Linked DNA regions of Mus musculus: region 1 is linked to region 2. The links are chromatin loops, found by intact Hi-C in ENCODE. Cell type or tissue: left cerebral cortex. All regions are shown on one strand.

The links. Peaks named below come from ENCODE experiments on the same cell type or tissue, not always from the same donor. Only the 100,000 strongest peaks of a DNase experiment are listed, where the experiment ranks them.
Region 1: a loop joins it to region 2, with 2.7 times the contacts of the local background. A loop is called at or near these places in 5 of 42 quality-filtered maps.

What each region holds. Positions count from the first base shown.
Region 1 is chr4:102,141,965-102,149,964 of GRCm38, reverse strand. It overlaps a transcript of Pde4b not described here. Among named protein-coding and RNA genes, the nearest start is that of Pde4b, 110 kb to the left of the region's middle. In left cerebral cortex, no CTCF peak of the experiment used is centred here; DNase peaks (open chromatin) are centred at 995 and 4,776; H3K27ac peaks cover 823 bases.
Region 2 is chr4:102,085,021-102,093,020 of GRCm38, reverse strand. It overlaps a transcript of Pde4b not described here. Among named protein-coding and RNA genes, the nearest start is that of Gm12789, 100 kb to the right of the region's middle. In left cerebral cortex, a CTCF peak has its summit at 4,654; DNase peaks (open chromatin) are centred at 4,598, 5,033, 5,349, 5,805 and 1 more place; H3K4me3 peaks cover 2,512 bases; H3K27ac peaks cover 1,735 bases.

The DNA of each region.
Region 1 (8,000 bases), 57 kb before region 2:
CCTCTGTTAGACCTAGTGGGGAAACCCCCACCCAATTCCCGATTCAGCGTGCACCCAAAAAATCATGAAGGACCATCTCTTGATGTAATTACATGAGGACGTTTAATGACGGAGCTCCGGACCGACATGCACCCCACACAGGAGATAATGGATTTCGGCCCCGAGGCTCGAAAGCTAGGGCTTTTTACGGGGTAAAGGGCTTAGGGGTGTGGAATTCAGCATAGTGACACACTATTGACTTATTTAAACATTAACAGAAAGACTACATATTAGCAAAAGGGCATCAGGACTTTGTTCCTGTGGGCTGGGGGCTTATCTTGTTCACATAGCAACCAGTTGATGTATGACTTTACCTGGCGTCAAGGGGCAGTAGACAGAGGGGAGGTTCCGGCCAGGTGGTGTTGACCCAGACAAGATAGCCCTGCTTGTACAATCAAGCTGTTCTTAGGAATGTCTTAACAACAGCCCTGTCTGTTCTGCTTTGTTCTCCGCTGTGGCTCATAGACAACTCTTTTACATGAATCACAAGATACAAAATCTCATTTTCTTTCACCTTAAGTTGGCATTTAAGTATTTTACATATTTTTCACATTTCAAAGGAATAATTAAGGAAAGTCTGTGGCTATTGCCAAAATAGCTACATTGTACAATATAGTTGATTTTAGAAGATGAAGGCTTTAAATTGGCTATTTAAGAGTAGATATCATGACCCTAACTTTACATACTCTAATGTGAACCCAACAACTGCCAGTTTAAAAAGTCGGAGTTTTTAAGATTCCACAGTGATGCTCGATTCCTGAAATCCCAGCTCTGTGCCTGGCACCGTAGGACATGATCATGTTCACCCACCCCTGCACTGTTGGGGAATGTAGGCAGAGGTACTTGTCAGACTTGGAAGGAAGGGAAGGGAGCATGAGCTGGGTTCCCAGAGGAACCCAGGAACAGCAACAAAGTGGGAGGCAGCAGTGAGAGACAGGGACATCCTGACAGGAACCTCTGTGTTCTCCAACAGCGCAAGGGTGGAAATGACTCCCCTTCTTAGGTGCCCACACACTTTGCAGATCTGCAATCCAGAGCCCAGTTTCCTTTTTGGGATCTCATTTCCATGTTCCTCTTGGTAGAAGAGCCCTAAAGAAGCAAGGGCTCTTGTTTGCCTTGCCAGCACGCTCTGTGCACCGCAGTTGTCTCATTAAGTATCTTTGCATATGCATGAAGAGGTGGGCCCAATGCTAGTTCCCTGGGTCTTACTCAAAGCATTGAACCTCAAAAGAGTTCCATTGCCTTACCTGTAATAGTGAGAAAGATGACAGCATCTACACTTCTTCCTCACAAGGATGTAGTGCAAATTGCATGAGGTGATGCACATGAAAGAATCCCTTTTACCCCAAACATGCACACAATGTCTCCCTTAAACCTTTCTATATGCCTCAACTATATTGAATGCACTGTGTTGAGCACAGTAGCTAATTAAAGTGAAGGAAATTCCCCATTAATCAACATCGTCATTTGTTCCTCTTTAAAGCATGGTGGCTCTCCATAGCTGCTCTTCTTTACTAGACATCAAACCAACATATCCACCTATGTTGTGCAGTGGTTGAGAGCTGGGGGTCATGCCGCTGCCAACAACTGACTGTTAATAGAGCTTTGATCTGAGTGCTAAGTATGCTAAATGTCTGGGGCATTAAACCTTCTCCTTGTTTCCTTCCCACTTTCCAGTTGCTCAGGTCAGGGGCGCACTGACCCTACGGAGCATTAAGGCTCTTCATGTTAAGCATTATACATTATTTGGAGACAGAATCTGTCTCCTCACTGGAACTCATATGTTCTTATTAATTATTCAGTTATCCCACAAGTAATTTTATTACTTAGAAATGTGGCCATTTCCTTTTCTGAGGATGATTTCAAAATCCTCAATAATTTGGTAAGTAGTCATGTATGAAGGATTTTTTTAAATCACATATTTTGAAATATAGCTACATTTGATAGGCATAAAACTGGAAGAAAACTGAGTTTAACAAGCACAAAGAAAGAATTAGATAGCAGCCTGTATATACATGATTTTAAAAAAAAAACCTACAAAATTGTACATGAATCCAAAACAGTAGCATTAGGAGAACCATTTTTCACTTTAACGACTCTTTTTATTTAAAAAGCTTGTTCTCATCTTGCTTTTAGTACAATGCTCACATTTTCACAAAAGACTCATAGACTTCACAAAAGACTGCATAAGGAAAAAAAAAGCCTATTGTGTTCAGGAGTGAAAAGTCACATTCAAAGCTTAGGCAAATTGATTAGTATATTAAACAGCCGTCTAGAGGAAGGACTTCAGATGTTGCATTTCCTGGCAAGCATTATGACAAGGTTTCTATTGGTACGCATCATAAGATTGTCACCAGTTCTGCCAGGCTGACACATACAATGAAGAAGCAAAAAGCAGAGGAGGGGACGCCTGTGCCACCTAGGCTCAGACAATCATTTAGGCAAATTTAAAGTCTTCCTTTCCTACCTCGTAACTACTCAGAAATAAAAGTAGGATAGACATTCTAATGGACTTGGTACCAGGAATTGTGCTAAGCATCATGTGTCTATCTTAACAATAATTTGTGGAATGACTTTCCTTTCTTTCTTTTTGGTTCTGTTTTGTGTTGTTGTTGTTGTTGTTTTGTTTTGTTTTTGTTTTGTTTTTTGTTTTTTTGATATAGAGTCTCATGTAGTTCCAGCTGGCTTAGAACTCACTGTGTAGCTGAGCTGATTATAAACTCCTAATGTTCCTGCCTCTACAGCAAACTACTAGGATTACAGAGGCATAAGCTACCTATTTATTATTATTATTACTATTATTTATTTCATAATGGAGAAAACAGAAGCTTTGAGATTAAAGAACCTCACACAGATCCCAAGCAAAGCCAGTAAGGCGTGCATCAAATGCTAACTAGAACTTATATCCCTGTCTACCATGCTGCACACTGACAGTTAAATGAACAGGCCACTCAGTATGAGTACAAGATGGGCCTTGTCTCACCAGATCCTAAATAGGAAGGTCTGTATCTTAATTCCTACAAGCGGTGGTACAGAACTTCAGGTCCAGGACAAATCCTGAACTCAGTAGCTAAAATATTTAAGGTTCTGGCTTAGAAAGCACCCTAATAGCCAAGCTTCCATCTTGTTGAAAGCAAATCTACACCTTGAACCTCAGTTCTTCTGGATAGACCCCATCACCATTCCCTATTCTTTGGTTGAAATACTCTCCCTAAGATCTCAGTGTTGCTCACACCCAGTGCTCCTTGCTGCCCTTGAACATCAGCCTTACAGGATGCTCCCTCCTCTGATGCAGCATCTCTCATTTGGTGCCCAATAGCTTTCTTACACCTGTTTCTACTTATGTATCTGACTTTTAAGCCATTACAATTCCTAATAGCCAGGCATTCCTAAGTCATACCATGTTGATTCATTCCTAATTAAATAAGCATAGAGTAAGAACTTGTCTTATTGCTAATAATAAATATGTCTATCTAATTTAATATATATGTTAAGCTATATTCCCCTTCTATTACTATAAATTTAAGTATTGGTCATATGAAATATGAATTCATATATTGCAAATATTTGAAATATTTGTTGATTTTACTGTCAGTCTTTAGTACAGAGGTCTTAACCGGTGGGTCATGAACCCCATTGGAGTTAAATGACTCTTTCACAGGGGTTCCCTAAGACCAAAGGAAAGCACAGATATTTCGCACTATGATTTATAACAATAACAAAATTATAGTTATGAAGTAGCATCAAAAATAATTTTATGGATGGAGGTCACCACAGCATGAGGAACTGTATTAAAGGGTAGCAGCATTAGGAAGGTTGAGAACCACTGCTTTGCTAGGACTGTCTTCTAAACAGCCAAAGAAAAGTGTATTGATTTGTTTGGTTTTTGTTTCACTGTTAAGAATCAAACATGAATTATAATCTCTGAATAATTCCAATATGTAAATTAATTTTAGCCATTTCTAATGCTTACATTGAAGTGTTTTGCTTTGTTGTTTTTCTTTTTGAGAAATGTTTGATAAAGGCAGGTAATGGGTGCATCTATTCCAGTATTCTGGTGACTAATATTTGAAATAAATCAATATTATAAAGCATAAATACCATCCCTGAAACCATAAAAATGGGATTTTTTAAGTTACCTATTAATAAGCATGCAGAAACCATACTTAGCCTCTCAGAAAAATGGTGGGTACAATTTTCATCAGTGAAAAGTAATAAAAGATACTGAAACCCATAAGAACAGATGACTATCAGTGGCTCATGAATTAGTTGTTTGTTGTATTCTCTTGTACGTCTAGACTTTTAAATTTGAGAAATACTAGTAAGGAAGTGGAGGGTATTAATAGGCTTCTTGGGTGACCTACTGTGTGCTCACTAAGCAATACAAGGTGCTACTCGGACTATTCAGGACATGATTTGAGGATAAAATATCATCTAAGAGGATGAATATATTAGATATGGAGAAATGGCATGGAGAGGCAAATGTCTCATACATCTCTTGGCCTTACTCTGGAGTTTATTCAGCTTCCAGAAGAATATACATGCATACTGAGTCCTTCTTAGAAAATAATTCTCTCCCTTTCTCATAAAAAATTCCTTGGTTGTTTTAAACTTAGCAATATACTGCAAAGCCTGGGGAGTTTGCACTGAACGTGAAAATATCTAGTCTAAAATCAGCAATGGGACATATGTAAGCTGTCTAATTATTTCTCATACCCTTCCTTCCCACGACCATGTTCTTCTTTCTACCACCTGTGGTGAAAGCAGGTGAGCTCATGCTGAAACCACCAATGGCTGAGACTGCTGTGAGGAGAGCCTTTCAGGAGCTGATGGGGGAAGGAGGATTGCTAGCTGCAGATTAACATGCCAGGCGTATGATATAAAACCTACATTTTTGAATGTTTGATAAAGGCAGGTAATAGGTGCATCTACTCCAGTATTCTGGTGACTAATATTTGAAATAAATCAATATTATAAAGCATAAATACCATCCCTGAAACCATAAAAATGGGATTTTTTTAAGTTACCTATTAATAAACATGCAGAAACCATACTTAGCCTCTCAGAAAAATGGTGGGTACAATTTTCATCAGTGAAAAGTAATAAAAGATACTGAAACCCATAAGAACAGATGACTATCAGTGGCTCATGAATTAGTTGTTTGTTGTATTCTCTTGTACGTCTAGACTTTTAAATTGCATACAGAACCCACAGAAACAGGTATGTGCATGAGCACAGCACTTACATGTACATGAACGTACCTGTTTCTCATTCTTAAAAAAATCTGCAACAAATATTAGTTCAAAATCCCTGAAATTTAAATGTGTTTATTGAGGAACAGGCAATAAAATTAAGAGTTATCTTCCTTTTTATAAATATATAATCAAAGATACATACATAATTTCATCCAAAACAACACATTTGAGGTACAAACTTTCCCCCACAGACTTTCCTCAGCTGGAAAGTGGCTTTGCCACACTATTTTTCTAAGCCTCCAAACAGTGTAGCCACGCCTGCCATCCCTGCTCCTAAATTTCTGAGCACACAGCCCCTGCTAAGAACCAAGCGAGCTTTTCTATCTGGACCTGAGTTACAAATGTCTGGCCATGCTACATCTCACCCAGAGCCGGATGGTCGAGTCTCCTCCCACACTGTGTCCTCGCTGGCTTGACACGTGAGACTCAATGCCTTCTAGAGCCTCTGTCACACAGTAGGAACTTAATAAGTCTTCATTCAGTGAGAGAAACTGAATGCTCTACTACATGGGAGAGACAGAAGAATTAAAATTAAACGCTAACCCACCTGTTTGTCATGCTCTGAAGCTCAAACTAATCCTCACAGGGTATGTGAAACACTATCATGAAAATCTCCATTCTTTGTGTAATCTTTGTCTGTCCATACTGTTTTACAGACTCTTACCAGAACATAGTAGGATTCTCAGGCACTGTTAGGAATGGGAGTTGGGGATATCTATATTTGATAGGAGGCAACACAAGATTTTTAGAAAGAAGGAATGAACTTGAGCCAAAGAAAGCCCAAGAAACCATCTGGAAATATAAGAATTACAAAGCTCTACCAAGCACAGGTTACTAAAGGCAAATTTGGCAATGAGAAGAAACAAGAACTTAAAAAAACAAACAAACAAAAGATATTATTAATTTTATTAATAAATTATTATTGTTGCTGTTATTGTTGTAGTAAAGATAGGAGTAAGAACCATGTCTTACATATTTTCCTTCTTAGCCCTAGGACACAGCTTGATTCTGACATTTGGTATTTATTCTTTGAGTGTTCATTAAGTGACTCTCAAGCAACTAATATAAGACACAGTGGAGTTTTCAATATCAGAGTCAGTGAAGAAACAAAAGGATTTTTACAGAAAACAGATAACAAGACAAAGAATGCAAACACACCTATTCACATTATGTCTCGGAAACTAATAGGTGCATGTTGCTTGCCAGATAGGTATCTGCCTTTCTCTAATATGACTTTGCTTAAGCAAACAAAGTGGCCATTCATAAACAGTTAAAGCGGGTAAAGGCATTGTCACCAAATATTAATAGTAATAGTTCTTTAACATAAGTAAATCACAGATGAGAGTTATCATATAGTCGACTACATCCAAAGCATCTTACAATGTGAGACATAGGGAAAAGCTAGCAACGTAGATATGCTACTAGTCTTAGGACAAAAAGTCAAAGCTGAAAACGGCTGAAATCCGTCTGCCTTCACCAAGAAGTTTGGATGCTCCAGCTATTCCAAGGCCAAAAGTCAGGCATTCTCAGAAGAGGTGGAGATGCTCTGGTTTATAATTAGCTAGGGTCTTGTGGTGGTGGTGGGGGCTCCTATCTGTTAGACAGACCTTTATAACCACAAGAGTCAAAATGTATTCCAAGGTGGAAAAGAAATGACTTTGCACGTGCCTGCTGTTGTGGATTGGCAAAAATCCTAAATATGTGCACAGAGTTGGGGTGACTTTTCCTACATGCCTAGGTTTTCACAGTCTTATCTGGCAATTTTCTTTGCTTCATACTGTGAAAGCACTGCCTCTTACAATCAATAACCCACCTTGTGGTCCTTACAGTCTTATCTAAATATCCTTCTGTGCTCTTAGTATGTTTAAAAGTTTTATTATGAAACTTTAAACACATCAGATACTGGAAAGATCAATTGTGGTATTTCCATCACTTAGCTTCAAATCATCATTAAAACTTGGGCTATAGAGATGGGTCAGTGGGTAATGGGAAAACCTGAAGATTTGATTTCATATCCCTGGAACCTACTTAACTGCTGGTTGGGTGAGGTGGCCCATCAGTCATTTCAGCACTCAGAAGGCAGAGAGGGTGGTGCTGAGAACAAGGTGGGTAGCTAGACTAGCTGAGTGATCAAGCTCTGGCTTTACTGACAGAGGCTGCATCAATGTAGAAGATGTGAAACAATTGAAGGAGACTCTCAACATACCAACATCAACCTAGAGCTTCCATACCCATGCAAACACACACACACGTACACTTGCATCTGAAAATATACAAACATGAATACATACATGTATATACACCACACAGAGAGAGAGACACACACAGACAAAAGAAGATTAAATATGCTCTATAAAACTCTCCACAGTTCCATGCAAACTTAGGAGATAACATTTGCCAAAGGTAAGCATCCTTATATGAAAGAAAAGTTATCTTCTCCCCAGATTTCATGGAGAAGAAATGGACATTGTTACAGAAGGAGTATTGAGTAACAGAAGAGAAGCCATATTAGGCAAAGATAAAGACATGCACAAAATCCGTTGTGGATTACTAAGTAAGGCTAGCAGCATCATAATGTGTAGATGAATGTCATAGCGAGACCCGAATGTATGCTGGCTTTCCTGGAGGATGCTGCTCTCTTCTTCTTGAACAGGTAACTCTGTATTTCTGAGAGATCACAGTTACAACCCCATGATGGCAGCAGCA
Region 2 (8,000 bases):
ACTGTAAATCCTGGAAATGATGACATAGCCATTCAACAGAGACTCCGAACATTCGGAAGAGGCTGGTAGACTAGCTGATGGCCTCTGGCCACAGGAATGATACAGCAGTAAGATACAGGGGTATAAAGAGTCCTGACCCTAACCTAGCCATAGAAGGCAAGGGACATTTGTCGTTCTTATGTCTAACTAGAGTCCAGCTAAAAACAACAGGTAGCCTTAAAGCACAGACATAGAAATCCTCTCACAACAAGCTCCAGAGCAGGGGATGTTCTTTATTCCTACAGCCTAACACCAACATCTTCCCTCACCTTTGCTGGGGAGGATCCCTCCACCCATCATGTGGCTGCAGTAGAATTCAGCTAAAAGTCCAGATGCGCCACCAGACAAAGCAGACAGATTGGAAGCCATTAGGGATTAGACTGTCACTAAAACTGTTGCCCCACAAAATGGGCCGAGGCCTGCGTGTTAAATACAAAAAGAATAACTACCTGCTGTAATGCAAGATCTAAAGAGGACCTAAAGCCTTCTAAGGTAATAGCAATAAAGGAGGAAACAAGTCTAGTGTGCAGTTACAAACTGAATGGGAAAAAAAGTAACACCATATTTATGTCTCCCACAGAGAAAGGTTGTGCTTTACGGAAACTATGCAGCAAAGTTCCAGTAGATACCACTGCTGGATAAGCAATCCCAGAAGAATTTCAAGTAAGAAGACCATCTGAATGGGGCTTATAAAATAATTCCAGTTGAATTTTAAGAAATAAAGTAAAATGAGAAACCGTAATAAAAGGATAGAAAAATCTAGGAAGAAGCAAGCAGATCTGAACAGATCAAACAGCGTTTCAAACCATGAGGAAAGAAATCAGCTCAAGGAGCAACTTAATCAATAGATAAGACATCAATAAGGACAGGAATACCTACGGATTGCCTCTGAACAGCCGCCCAAAGAGCTTTCAAATATCTCTGTTTAGAAGGTAATACAGAGGTGATAGATATGACAGATGATGAAAAGACAAGGTCCAAGATGAACCTAGTAGAAACTTCACAGGCAGTAATAGAGCAGACGCGGGGTAAAAGAAGCTCAGGCATGCTATGCATTCTTATTAAGAAGTGTGGGAATCTTCTGATTAAATAGGCACTCAAAAGCCCAAGAAGAAACAGTGTAAACCAAACCACAGGCACTCAAAAGCCCAAGAAGAAACAGTATAAACCAAACCACAGGCACTCAAAAGCCCAAGAAGAAACAGTGTAAACCAAACCACAGGCACTCAAAAGCCCAAGAAGAAACAGTATAAACCAAACCACAGGCACTCAAAAGCCCAAGAAGAAACAGTGTAAACCAAAGCACAGGCACTCAAAAGCCCAAGAAGAAACAGTATAAACCAAACCACAGGCACTCAAAAGCCCAAGAAGAAACAGTGTAAACCAAAGCACAGGCACTCAAAAGCCCAAGAAGAAACAGTGTAAACCAAAGCACAGGCACTCAAAAGCCCAAGAAGAAACAGTGTAAACCAAAGCACAGGCACTCAAAAGCCCAAGAAGAAACAGTGTAAACCAAAGCACAGGCACTCAAAAGCCCAAGAAGAAACAGTGTAAACCAAAGCACAGGCACTCAAAAGCCCAAGAAGAAACAAAGTAAACCAAAGCACAGGTGAGCATGCATAGTGAAACAGGAAAGCATCAGGGACAAAGAACAACTCAAACACAGCCCAGGAGCCAACTTAGCAGTAACAGTGGCTGGAAAACTGTGTCCTCGGAATAACGAGGAAAACAATTGTCAATTGGATTCTCCTCCCAGATAGTCTATGATTTAAGCACCAAGATAGGAGATAATTTCAAACGAGCAAAAGAGATTTTTGTCATCTTAAGGAACATAAGACCAAAGGAAGAAGAGAAATAGTACAATAAGCACAGATGATATGACTCAACTTAAGGAAACATTGACTGTAAAAATGGTCAAAAGACCCAATTATATAAAGATGACATGTAGTATAAAAATATAGTAGAACTACTTTGCTAAAGAATTTTGAAATATGAGGGGTAATCAAGATTACCAAGTTATGAGGCCCTAGAAAATAAATGTGTTCATCTACTGTATCTAGTAAGGCAAGATATGAAAGTGTGTATGGTAGTTTATGCCTTTAATCTTAGAGCTTGGGAGTAGAGAAGTAGGAACATCAGGAGTTCAAGGCCACCCTCAGCTACATAGTAAGTTCAAATCCAATCTAAGTTACATGAGACCCTGACTTAAAAAAACAGTCCCCCCTCCCCAAAAAAAGCCAAAACAAAATGACAGTGTCTAAAAATCATTTTTTAAAGTCACTAACAATATAAATATGATATAAAATATTCAAATCAATTTTTAAAAAGAGGACATAGAAACTGTAAACAAAAGTTAGGAAGGAAAGACAAATCATGGAGGGAAGGAAGGAGAATGTCCTTCAGTGCCAGACACCACATCTCATTTCATCTAAAAAGAGCATGCACAAGGGACATTGTGACAGATTAGTTTCCTTGGTGTGTCTTCTCTGACATTAAATTAGTATGCAATTTCCTTAACTATTGCTTTATTATAAACATGCAAGGAAGAATGCAGATCAAAGTTTCTGTGAAAGGTGATGTAAATAAACTGCAATGCAAGGCATACCAGATGTTCCAGAGTTACAAGAATTCCTTAGAGCCTTGCTGATACGGTGATCTTCATAGTCCCACATCCATTGGTTACTAGATATGACTGCTCTAGAAGAGCGTATGTGTGGATGTGGGACAATGGGCTCCTCTACAACCCCATCACTCCCTGAGGTTTGCAGCTACTGAAGGTCTTCTCTTAATAACATTCCCAGGGGCTGAGCCAGCAAGTTCTGCCCAGAGAAGGATTCAACATATCACACTGTCTACCAAACTCCTGCAAGGTTCTTACAATTCGTGCTCAAAGGAATCCAAGTGTCTGATAATCCACAACCCACTCAGAGCGTTCCCCAAATGATGCTGCTTTGGGTTTCTTAGAAAGAGCAATAAGTTTCATGCTGATATTTTTTTTTTTAATTACCAACATCCAAGCCTTTCTAAATCAATACCTGTTTCATTGCTTTCTAGCCAAAACCGGTTAAATAAAGTACTAACAGCAAACCGGAACTCTTTATTCTTCTCCATTTTAAATGTATTGTGAGCCAACACAAAAGTGTCTTTCCCAAATGTAAATGTATGCTAACAGGCCCTGTCATTATTAAATAGTGTCTCTACCTGGACAAACGACCCCAAGAACATAAAACTCTGTATGATATATTTCTTCTTCCTCAATCAAAACCGACACTACTAGGAAAGTAAACAAGCACACTGAAGCAGGTAACCTCTAGAGAAATTTAAAATCATCCATCTTAGCAAAATATGCCAAGCTTGAAATAAACTGAGAAGCCAATCAAATGAGGAAATACAAGTAGACAAGTGGCAAAATGATTCAGCTCACAACTGTATCAGGGAAGTAGAAAGATGATGGATTTGCTTACATCCTGAATGGAACAATCATGCCATCTCAACAACTCAGTGCCTTTAATACTCACCTTTTTGGTAAATTTACAAGCCAGCATTGTTCTGTATAAAAACCAAACAATAATAGAAACTAAAGTAAATAGCTCCTTACATGTCCTACAAGTATTGATTCGAAGAGCTGAAAAGGCCAATTTTACACTGAAAACAGACGTTTATACTAAAGAGATTTCTCCTTCCTGGGATGTCAGAAGATAAATGAGGTGCCCAGAGCCAAAATCACAACTAAATTTGCTTTACCTGAAATGAAATCATTGCCCTTCTTCACCTTCTTGGCAATGCATGTTCACAAAAATTCCAGGTCCTTCCTCCTCAGCTAATACACAAAACCATTGGGATCTCCAAATTGGGAGGGGGGACTTGAAAATTATTGCATAACAAGGGGGGATTGGCAATAGAAAAGGAAATTATGATAGATCATAATTTACTAGAGTAAAACTGGGTGGTCTTTTATTCTTTTAATTACACATTTTTAACTTATTTCTCATGCATTTCTCACAGTATAGCCAGGAACTTGTAGCTGGAAAGTGCTACGCCTAAACGATGCATGTGATTTACAGAACAGCTACATCTCATAAAGATCTAACATAGGAACGCACAGGATGCAGTTCTGTTTAGTAACATCACACGCATGTGATGTAAACCTAATATAATTTTTTAAAGTCAGTCTTGCTTTAAAATCGCCTCCCCAGGCATGCTGTGTCATGCGGAAGATCAGCACCTGATTGAGAGCTAGTCCTCCCCACCTTCTTCTTTATACTTGGTCAGCACGGTGGTTACCTTGGACTCCGATTTTTACGTACAGTACAGTGTAGCACATGGAAGGTGGCGTGTAGGGAAAGAAGGAAACAGAACAGGGAGAGGAGACAGAGCAGAAGAAAAGTAAAGTGAGGGGCAGCGGGGCCTCCTGCTCCCCAGTCCTGGAGCTTCTTAAGGCAACCCAGGCACCAGAGCTTGCCAAAAGTTCTGGGCAGAGCCTTGATTCTGCAGAGGCTTGGGGACCGAGCTACCTAGGTGTGCTGGAGCATCCTGCAGCCGCAGCGGGCAAACTCTGGGCAGTTGGTCCCCAGGCACAGGCAGCTCATTACTGCCCACTTGGGGGCTCCTCTCAGGGAATCCTTCTGCCTAGCCAAGTCCTTAGGCTCGTTCTGCTTCCCAGCTACTGGCCAAGAGGTCTACTGACCGAGCGACAGAGACCGAGGGCACCCAAGGGAAGGGGCCCATGGGAGGACTGGTTCCCAAAGGCGACCTGGACGCGCCTAGGCTGCCATCCCGGCCGCCCAGCTCCAGAAACCGCAGTCGGTGCGGCCACGGTGCGGGGCAGTGCAGAGGGAGGCGAGGCATCCTCAACCTCAAGCTGCGCTCCCGCGCCAGGATGCCCCGTGGGCGAACCTCGGAGATCCGAGTCGAGGCGAGAACCCGAAGCCTGGTCTCAGGATACCGCGGCTACCTAAGCGGGGCCACCAACCCGCGCTGAGAAGCATGGGTGCCTCTCCTACCGCCGGACCCCGGACCGCTACAGACCGATCCCTGAGCCGCTGCTCCCGGAGCCACTCGCTCCAGCACCGCACAGAATCAGGGATCTGGTCGCCCTGACTGGATGCCGCAGCCACGGAGGCCACCACCTGTGAGCCACCGCAGCTAGGGCCTCTGGCCGCTCGCCTTTGGCTCCTTTCCTTTCCCTCCTACCTGGCTGAGCTCCCCGGCACTCCACGCGCGCGACCGCAGGGGACTTTTGCAGAAGATCCCTTACTGCCAGCAGGCGCTCGCCGCAGCCTCCCTCCACCGCGGCTGGAGGATTACGCGCAGCCCTGCGTGCCCATCAGCCGGTGCGGACGATCCCGGGTGGAACCTCAACTCGCCGGCCCCCACCCCCATTCATAATCCCGGCGGCCTTCTGCCACTACACGCCGCTCCCGCCCCCGCGCTCGTTCCCGCTCGCTGGCCCTGGGATGTGTCAGTAGCTCCCTGTTCATCTGCCACCAAGCAGCACCAAGGGTTTCCTCACCTCTTGGCTACAAAAAAGGGGGATGCCCCCCCGGGGGGGGTGGGCGGGTGGAGAGAGCCTGGCTCATCACTCAAAGAGCCGGTGAGAGCACAGTAGCCCAGTGCTCTCCTGTTGCACAAAGGACTCCCTGAGGAATCAGCTCTGTGTTCCTAACCCAAAGGGTCACATCACTGCTGAGGAACTGGTTGAACAACACACCCTGGGAGAGGGTCCCACAACTTAGGAATTTATGTGACGCAGCAGCAGCAACAGGCTCAGGCACCTGGGAACCTGAACTACTGAATCCTCTCTAAAAAAACAGATGGGCGGAGTCCTGCCACTGTGTGTGTGTGTGTGTGTGTGTGTGTGTGTGTGTGTGTGTGTGTGTGTGTGTGTTGTTCCTAGTTGTCCAGTCCTTTCAGTCGGGATGCAAGAGAAGGAAGCTGGGCAAGGACAAGAGGAAGCTAGGGAAGGGGTGATTGTACCTTGAAGTACCAAACTAATTAGATACTAGAAAGACTTTTCATGGATACTTTAGCCTATTCTCAATTCATTCCAATAACCTTCCGGGCATTTTACACGAAGCCCAGAGGTATGGTTAGGGTATTTAGGACACTAATCTGCATCCCAGCAGTTTGTCATCAAATGGAAGAAACAGCCATATAACCCAAAACAGGCAGAATTATGAGCTATGAAACAAGTCACAGTTGTTCAAGTGAAGGCGATTTTCTTTGTGTGGGAAGGAGACAGGGTCAGGGAGTTAAAGTCTTCCTGAACTATGCATACTAAGGGCACATAAAGGCTCACTAAGGAAGTGGCAAATAACTTTCCATATTTTCCCACTGACCCAAACTGTTCAGGACCAGGCTGGCATACCTGCACCATATGGATGGTGAGACACCGTCAGCTCCTGCTGTGCACTGTTTTCTCCAACACCACCTGCCAGGGAACACCTAAATCTCCGTCTGCAGCACTGCCAACTGTCCAGTGGCTGTTCTGCTTTTCCGGCTTTTTGATTTGTATTATATGCCATCCACTGCATCCGTTACCTTGAAATTGAGCCCAAAGTTAATAACACCAAAGCAATGAGCCTCTGGGGGGAAGCCAACAAACCATGCAATGTCATGGTTCTGACACAGTCTCTTTTTCTCTGAACTACAGTGAGAATTAATTAGCAAGACTTATTAAGTATGAAGACATCATTGTCCAAAGACACAGTGGAAGGAAGCCTAAAATGTGATTTAATCTAAGAAAAAAGTAGAACTGAGTTGAGTGCCATGCTCCTCTGGATATTAAAATTTTGAAAGAGTCAATAGTTACTAAATCTTTCAAGGTTATTCCCTCTTCTTCAGAAAAAAAAAAATCAGTCCAAACCATTCTTGTTGCAAAGAAAAAAATATTAAGTAGACTATAATCTGATAGTGACATCACATATCTATACAATTTTCCTGCCTCTTCCTGGAATTTATATACTCTAACAGAAAATGAAGAAATATTTAAATACAATTTTTGTGAAAGGTATACGCATTTTACTCATAAATGCTGAAGAATTTGCAAAGGTTGGTACGAGCGGTTGTATTTGGCCAGAAGTTGCAGGAAAAGTCCTGAGGAGAGGCAGCATGAACTAACCAACGGGACAGCAGAAGATTCGAGCAAAAACAGCCATGGTGCCAAGAAAGGAAGGACGAAATGCAAAAACTGTCTCTCAAATGCTGGATTCAATTCAGAAGTAAGATAAAAAGGAAGGAAGGAAGGAAGGAAGGAAGGAAGGAAGGAAGGAAGGAAGGAAGGAAGGAAGGAAGAGGGATGCAGACAGGGGTGCTTGGTTTCCAAGGAACATAGGAAAGTCCCCAAGGAAACATCAAAACTTACCAATGGGTAACTAAGAAGTGTTCCACAGAGGTGATACAATTCTGACTGGCTTTTATAGGAGCAGGAATATTAAATGGAGAGGAGGATAGGAAAGCAGGCTGAAGGAGAGAATGTGGGAAGGGACAACTAATATGAAAGGCCTTTGAAAAGCCATATGGGAGTCCACTACTGTGGAGCTTGAAAGAGGGTGCGTGGTTGGGGTGGGGGTATAACGTTTGAATGGAATCACCATATGATAGAGTAAACAATTCCCCCAACAACACATCTTATACCAACAAGCAAAACCTGAAAAGAATGAATTCTAGCTTGTTGAGTCATTGACCAAAGAGGTCCCCTAGATGCCCCTCCTCAAACACAAAGATAACAAGATAACATAGGCTATTTCTCTCCAAATGATAACTCTGTAACCTGGTGGTAAGGCCCTATTGATAAAGACACAACTTACTATGTCATCAAAAATAGGGAAATAGAGCTGGTGCCTAACTAGAAGCTCCAGTCGTTCTGAGGAGTGCTCTCGGTGCTAGAAGGTACGTTACACACTACTAGAGGGAGAAAAGAACCATCATTTTTACCTAACTACGAGTCCTGCTATCTACAA